Linked DNA regions of Mus musculus: region 1 is linked to region 2. Evidence: chromatin loops called from intact Hi-C (ENCODE). Cell type or tissue: left cerebral cortex. All regions are shown on one strand. Each heading gives the region's core, and the rest is flanking DNA. Links, peaks and the distances in the headings are about the cores only. Region 1 has its middle 9.2 kb from the start of Gm35147. Region 2 has its middle 19 kb from the start of Chst15.

Region 1 (2,908 bases), core at 192-2,691, 140 kb before region 2:
AAACCCTCCTTTACAACCAAAATTTTAGAGCAAAAATCCTGCTTCCTGCGGTCCCAATAGCTGACTCTTCTACCTATGGCAATATGCCAATTACAGAGATCACAACAGCCAGAAACAGGGAGGAAGGAGGCTTACTCAGTGTGGCCACATGGGGACAAATATTAAAGGGGTCAACTGATCCCTGACATGAACTGTGGGCTCTTTGTTGGCAGATAGCTGCGAGGAGAGCCGGTCTCTCTGGGTCTGAATGGGATGGTGAGTGGTGTCCCAAGAGGAACCACACCGGGCTGGGAATCTTGTCGAAGCAGGGACTCGATTTAATGTGGCAGCAATTTGCTTATATAGGCAGGGCAAGGAGGTGGGGATAGGGGTATGGGGTGAGATGACGTATGGGGAGGTGTGAGATGATGAAGGATATGGGGTGACTTCACAGGGCCTATGAAAATTTTAGACATTAGTGGTGGCTAGGCAGAGGCAATTTCATCTATGCCATGTTGAGTCATTTTCAAGTGGAGGTGAATGACTGTTCTCGAAAATCAAACTAGGCTCAGGTTTGTCTTCAAGGCCCAAACAGAGGCCAAGTAGGGCCCAACAATGAACCTTGGATATTTGTAGAGCCAGGCAGGCAAGAGGTCCAAAGAATTAAGCATTTCTGGCCGGTGGGATCTGCTTGGTTCTGGTGTCTCAAGGTGGCCTGGAGAAGTCTGTCACTGCTTGGGGCTGAGGTTGGGGCTCTCCACTTGTCATGAGATAATGCCTTCTGCTCCACAGCCCAGCCTTGCCTGCTTTGACAATTGCCCCTGTTTGGGAGGAGTCTGTCTTGCAGGTTCCCCATTGCTTGGTGTTGTTTCAGTTGCCTGCTACAGATGTGCTTTGCAACGAGTCCTTTTGCTCCTGGAATCCAAGGTGACTGGAAAGGACAGGTGAAGGAGGCAAGCAACCGAGCCAAAGAGAGCCAGGATGGGGTTAGCTAGGACAGTGACCAAGATTCCATCACACCACCAAGATTAAGACCCACACCTGTGTTGTGCTCATACGTGGATAGGAGGCTGGCACCACAGAGGCTGTGACATGGCAGCTGGGTTTTGAAGGGTGAACATGAGTTTTCTAGGGTTCCTTTGAAAGAAGAAGGAGTACTTCAGGCTAGGAAACTAGCCTACACAGGGCATGAGCAGGAGGGCATGGAGGATTTTGTATGTAATGTGGCTGGGGCGGAGGCAGAGGGCGCTATAGGAACAGTAACCAATGCTGCCCCTCCCGTGGTTAAAGCTTATGTCCTGCTTTGGTAAGTGGCTGTGGGTTCCAGAGCTTCTTAATTTGCTGATGCTCTGAACCTCCCTATTGGTGATGGATGGCATGGAAGGACAGGGCTGGAGGAAGACAGATCGACATGAGTTTGTTTTTCCAGCCTTTGGGCTAGGACCAAGTCTTCTGGGAGACAAGTAGCTGACCCGAGGAAGCAGTCAGGAGGGCAAAGGCTGCATGGCACCTCTGAGGCACCTCTGAGCTGATGGGTGGCTCAGAAATATGTCCACACAGTCTTTGACACTTCCTAATAAGATGCAGTGTTGATGTCTGCTCCCCTCGGATTTGGGCCAGCTCCTTCAGGACAAACTGCTGCAGAAGCAATAATTGTCAGAGGCTACGCCCTGGGTCAATCAGGACACTCCACTTTGACACTCAAAGAAAGAGAGTTGTGCCCATGTGGCTGCAGGCTGGACAGAGCCAGGCTGCAGGAAGGCCTTATACTCATACCCAGGGGATTCACTAAGGCCCTCACTGACAGCAACAGATTAGATGACTCTAGATGCCAGTTTTGGGGTCCCACCAACTGGGGCCCCTACACTGTGGGGTAGCAATGAGCTGTCCAGCTCTGCCTTGTCTAGATTTCTGGCCTGCAAGATATGATCCATAACTCAGAGAACAGCTGCTCTGGACCTTTTGGTGGAAGTTGAATGTCTATAGGGAAAGTTCCTGGGACAAGTGGTCCAAGGGACTTGATGGCCTCTTAGACACAAGAATGAGGAAGAAAGGGCATGAGAGATGTCCCTATGTGACCAGCTTCTCATTGGATGCTATCTGGAGAGAAGGGATGGAGGGGAACCAGACAGGGACTCAGTCAGATAGGTTCCCTGCTGACTGCTCCCCAGAGAGCCCTGAGCTGCCTTTGACAGTTTATAGCAGTTCCTGCTGAGTGGGGTTCTTGCCTGGTTCTTCTTAGCCTTACTGGGTCCTGGATCTCAGGCCTCTGCCTGGCCACAAACTCCCAGACCTTCTGACATTAGCAGAGGGCATGAAGGCCCTGTTCCCTATTATGTTTTGGTGCTCCTAAGTGATTAGATTCCCTCCCCACAGTAGCCTCCTCCTGTCAGGGTTTAGTTCCTCTGGCTATGAGACCCCAGGGCTGTAGATCTGGCATTAGAGAATTGGGGGTACAGGCTACAAGAGTGATTTGGAACTGCCTGCTGTGCTGTGACCCAGGATCATCTTGTAGGGTGGGGCTTAGGGAGGGTGTATCTGGGCAGGGAGGGACCCTTGAGGAGCCAAGGGTAGCTTGGTTCTGCCATTGTTCCGCCATGTTTCCTTGGGGTTGAGGTCCACAGCTGATGGGCCTCTGATGGCTGGTGTTTAAACGCTAGTTTCAAAGCTTTTCCTGTTGGAAAGTGGTTCAGGGCAGGTAGGAGTGAGGCTCTGGCATGCCCCTGTGTCTGTCAGGAGCAAGGTGTGTCAGGAGCAAGGTGGGTTCTTCAAAGCCCTTTGATACAGGGCCATTTGGAGCCAGTCATGATCCCAAGCCAAGGTACCACCAGCGTTGCTAATGTTATCAAGCGTGTTAGACTAAGAACTTCTTAGATCCTGGGGTAAGCTTGGTGAATGAGGTAGAGTGGGTTCAGGGACGTAGGAGGTG
Region 2 (2,908 bases), core at 134-2,633:
GCTGCTCTGTGTCACCCCTCAGGGTGCCTGCTGGCAGGCCATTGTCGGGTGGTGGCTGATGGAAAATTAAAAGGATACAGAGAGATGGAATCCCAGCTTGGGTCACAGCTGGGCTACTGAGACAGGGTGGGAGTGGTCCCTGCAAGAGCCACCTCACGCCGGTTCTCCGTCTAGTCCGCGCACCCTTCATTAAAGTGGATCTGGCCCGGGAGCTTCAGAATGTTGGCTTAGAGATGGACTTGTCTCCAAACTGAGAGCCTCCTCAGCTCAGCTTCCCACTAAGTCATCCAAGGAGGGGCTGAATTATCAAATACATGGCCTTGGCCCCAGAAGGGACTGGGGCACAGTGGCAGCTTCTGGCTTCCTCTCAGCTTCAGTCTCTGCCAGCCAAGCGCTGAGGTGGGAAGGAGCCTTAGCCTCCTGGGCTGGTGGTGTCTTGGGGCTGTTTATGAAAGTGACTGGGAGGGATATGGAGGAAAATAGATCTGCCTTCTGTATCCCCAGCCACAGAGGCCCCCTGAAGCAGCTTTACTGAAGGGCTGATTTTATCAAGGGTGGATCAGAGCCAAGTCTGTTATCTGAAGGGGAGCCTGAATGGGCTGCTCAGGAGCCCATGCCACCTAGGAAACCGTGCCTCTGTGGTGTTCTCCTGCAGCAGGTCTGGCTCAGCCTACTCCCACGCCCTCTCAGCCTTGTCTTCAGAACTGAAAGGAAATCTCAAATGGAATGTGTTTTTAGGGTAGCAGTGAGTAATTTTTATAAAAGTACGATTTCATTTTCTTTTTCAAATTCTCGGTGGAACATATGACTATTAGCATTTAAAAAAGTATTCAGGGGGCTGATCCGGGGGCAATTAGAGCAGTCACTTTAAAATCCCCAAAGTGCTCTGAAAGTGGTGTGCTAATGGTGATCAAATTATAAATGCAAGCTGGGTTCCCACTGGAAAGAGAGAGAAAGAAAAAAAGAAAGAAAGAAAAAAGCCTGCTTGAGGGATGTTCCACTTTTCAAGTTAGGAACCCAGGGATAATAGCAGCCTGATCCCAGCTGCACATGGAGACAGTTCGGGCACGAGGAGGAACGAGGAGGACAGTGGGAAGGAAGGGGTCATGATGCCCACCCTGAGGAGCAAGCTCTCTCCATCCTCCGGAAAGTCTCCAGATCAGTCAGGATAAGGGTCAGATTGCTGAACCCTGCTAATTCATCAGCTCCACTTGAAAGTTGGGGAGGATGAATGAGACTCTTAGTGAGAACGTCTAGAACAAGGGTGGGGGCTGGGAAGAATGCACAGTGGTAGAGAGCATGTACATTCTGCTCTTAGAGTCTGAGTCAGTTCTCAGCACCCGTGGCAGGTGGCTCATAAACCATCTGTAGTAAAACAGAAAACTAAGATGGGAGCCTGGACTGATAGCTTGAAATTGCAGGAGTGGTCCCTTCACCATGCTGTAGATATGTCTACTAAGAAAGCCTTCCTCCTTATTGAGTCTTTTTTTTATCCTATCTGTAAAATGGGTTTGTTGGGTGGACTCCCCCCCCCCCCTGCCCCAGGTATGCTTTGTAAATAAAAAAATGAATCATGGCCTCATAACAGATGGGGATTCTTAAGTGAGATGCTTGAGTGCAGATTTACCTCAATCAAAGCTGTAGCTGGTATCTGAACCTCCCTCCCCACCTATTGGTTTCTTGCATTCAGTAATCTATTGGGCCTGTGAGGAGGCCTGCACTGTATGGCTTCTCCTTGAGCTTTGGACTATGGTCCCACAATTCGGTCACACTCCTATTCTCTGGTCTTTACAAATACTTCCATCCCATTTCCTTGTACCCACTTCAGTGAAAACACAAAGCCACCTAAGATTGCCCCACACCCTCCCTTATTGCCCCTCCCCCCACAATCTCTCCTCTCACTGTGGACAGGTCCCTGCAGCTCGATGAGACCTAATCTGTGATGCCAGATCCCACCTTCTCTCACTGACTTCTAGATCTTCTTCTAGCAGTTTTTGACTTCCTCTGAACTGAAGCTTTCTTCCTTTGTGGGTTAACAGATACCCAAAGCTATTCAAACAGGCTGTACTTTCCCCTCATAGGCCAAAACTCATCTTATGATTCCATTTCCGCTCCGTCCACACTCTGCTCATCTGCTTCCTGTCAGAGCTACACTTCTTGAGGACTCTGTCTGTGCGCTCCTGTCAATCTTTGTGGTCTCATTGTTTCAATTTACTATTCTCTGATTAATTGTCCCCCTCATTGACTTGGTCTTAGCATGACATACTTTATAATATACTTTGATATCCACCAGGAATTGTCTCTAAGACCCCATTCTACATCAGCTCCATTATACTACTAGCATATGACCTATGTATATCCTTCCCTACATCTGAAATCATTCAAATCATTACTTATAGTGCCCAGTATACTGTAAGTGTTACGTGAATACTTATGTTGTATTGTTTAGGGAACGATGACAAGAAGAAATGTCTGCACATGTTTCAATACAAATGCAGTACTTTTCAAATATTTTCAATCTGTATTTGAGTCCTCTCATATTAAGAGCTAGAGGATGTGGAGAGATGTCTGTGTTTATGCACCTTGCTTACTTAGCACCTTCTTCCAGCTCTCTGAGGTCAGGATTCAATCTGTTTTACTTGTGGCTGAAACCTTAACACCTAGATCAGTGCTGGAATAGGGAGGAACTAAATAAATATTATTAAACCATAAGTAAAATTCATAGACTGTGAAATGCCTTCACATGCATGAATGAGTTTTGCAAATCCAGGATCCACTGTTTTGCTGATGTACGAGTAGGACATAAGGCACCGGATGCTGCTTGATGTCTCTGGGCCATGATGATAGTGGGTCTGGGCTCTGAAGTCCTGCCTCTGCCTCTGCTCTGTGCTGCACACATCCTCTGATA

The links. Hi-C counts contacts between places; a loop is a spot of excess contacts. Peaks named below come from ENCODE experiments on the same cell type or tissue, not always from the same donor. Only the 100,000 strongest peaks of a DNase experiment are listed, where the experiment ranks them.
Region 1: it touches region 2 in a loop (2.3-fold over the local background); 2 of 42 quality-filtered maps call a loop at or near these places.

What each region holds. Positions count from the first base shown.
Region 1 is chr7:132,473,591-132,476,498 of GRCm38, reverse strand. No RefSeq gene overlaps it. Among named protein-coding and RNA genes, the nearest start is that of Gm35147, 9.2 kb to the right of the region's middle. In left cerebral cortex, for the core only: a CTCF peak has its summit at 1,220; a DNase peak (open chromatin) is centred at 1,222.
Region 2 is chr7:132,334,667-132,337,574 of GRCm38, reverse strand. No RefSeq gene overlaps it. Among named protein-coding and RNA genes, the nearest start is that of Chst15, 19 kb to the right of the region's middle. In left cerebral cortex, for the core only: no CTCF peak of the experiment used is centred there; DNase peaks (open chromatin) are centred at 659 and 1,313; H3K27ac peaks cover 549 bases.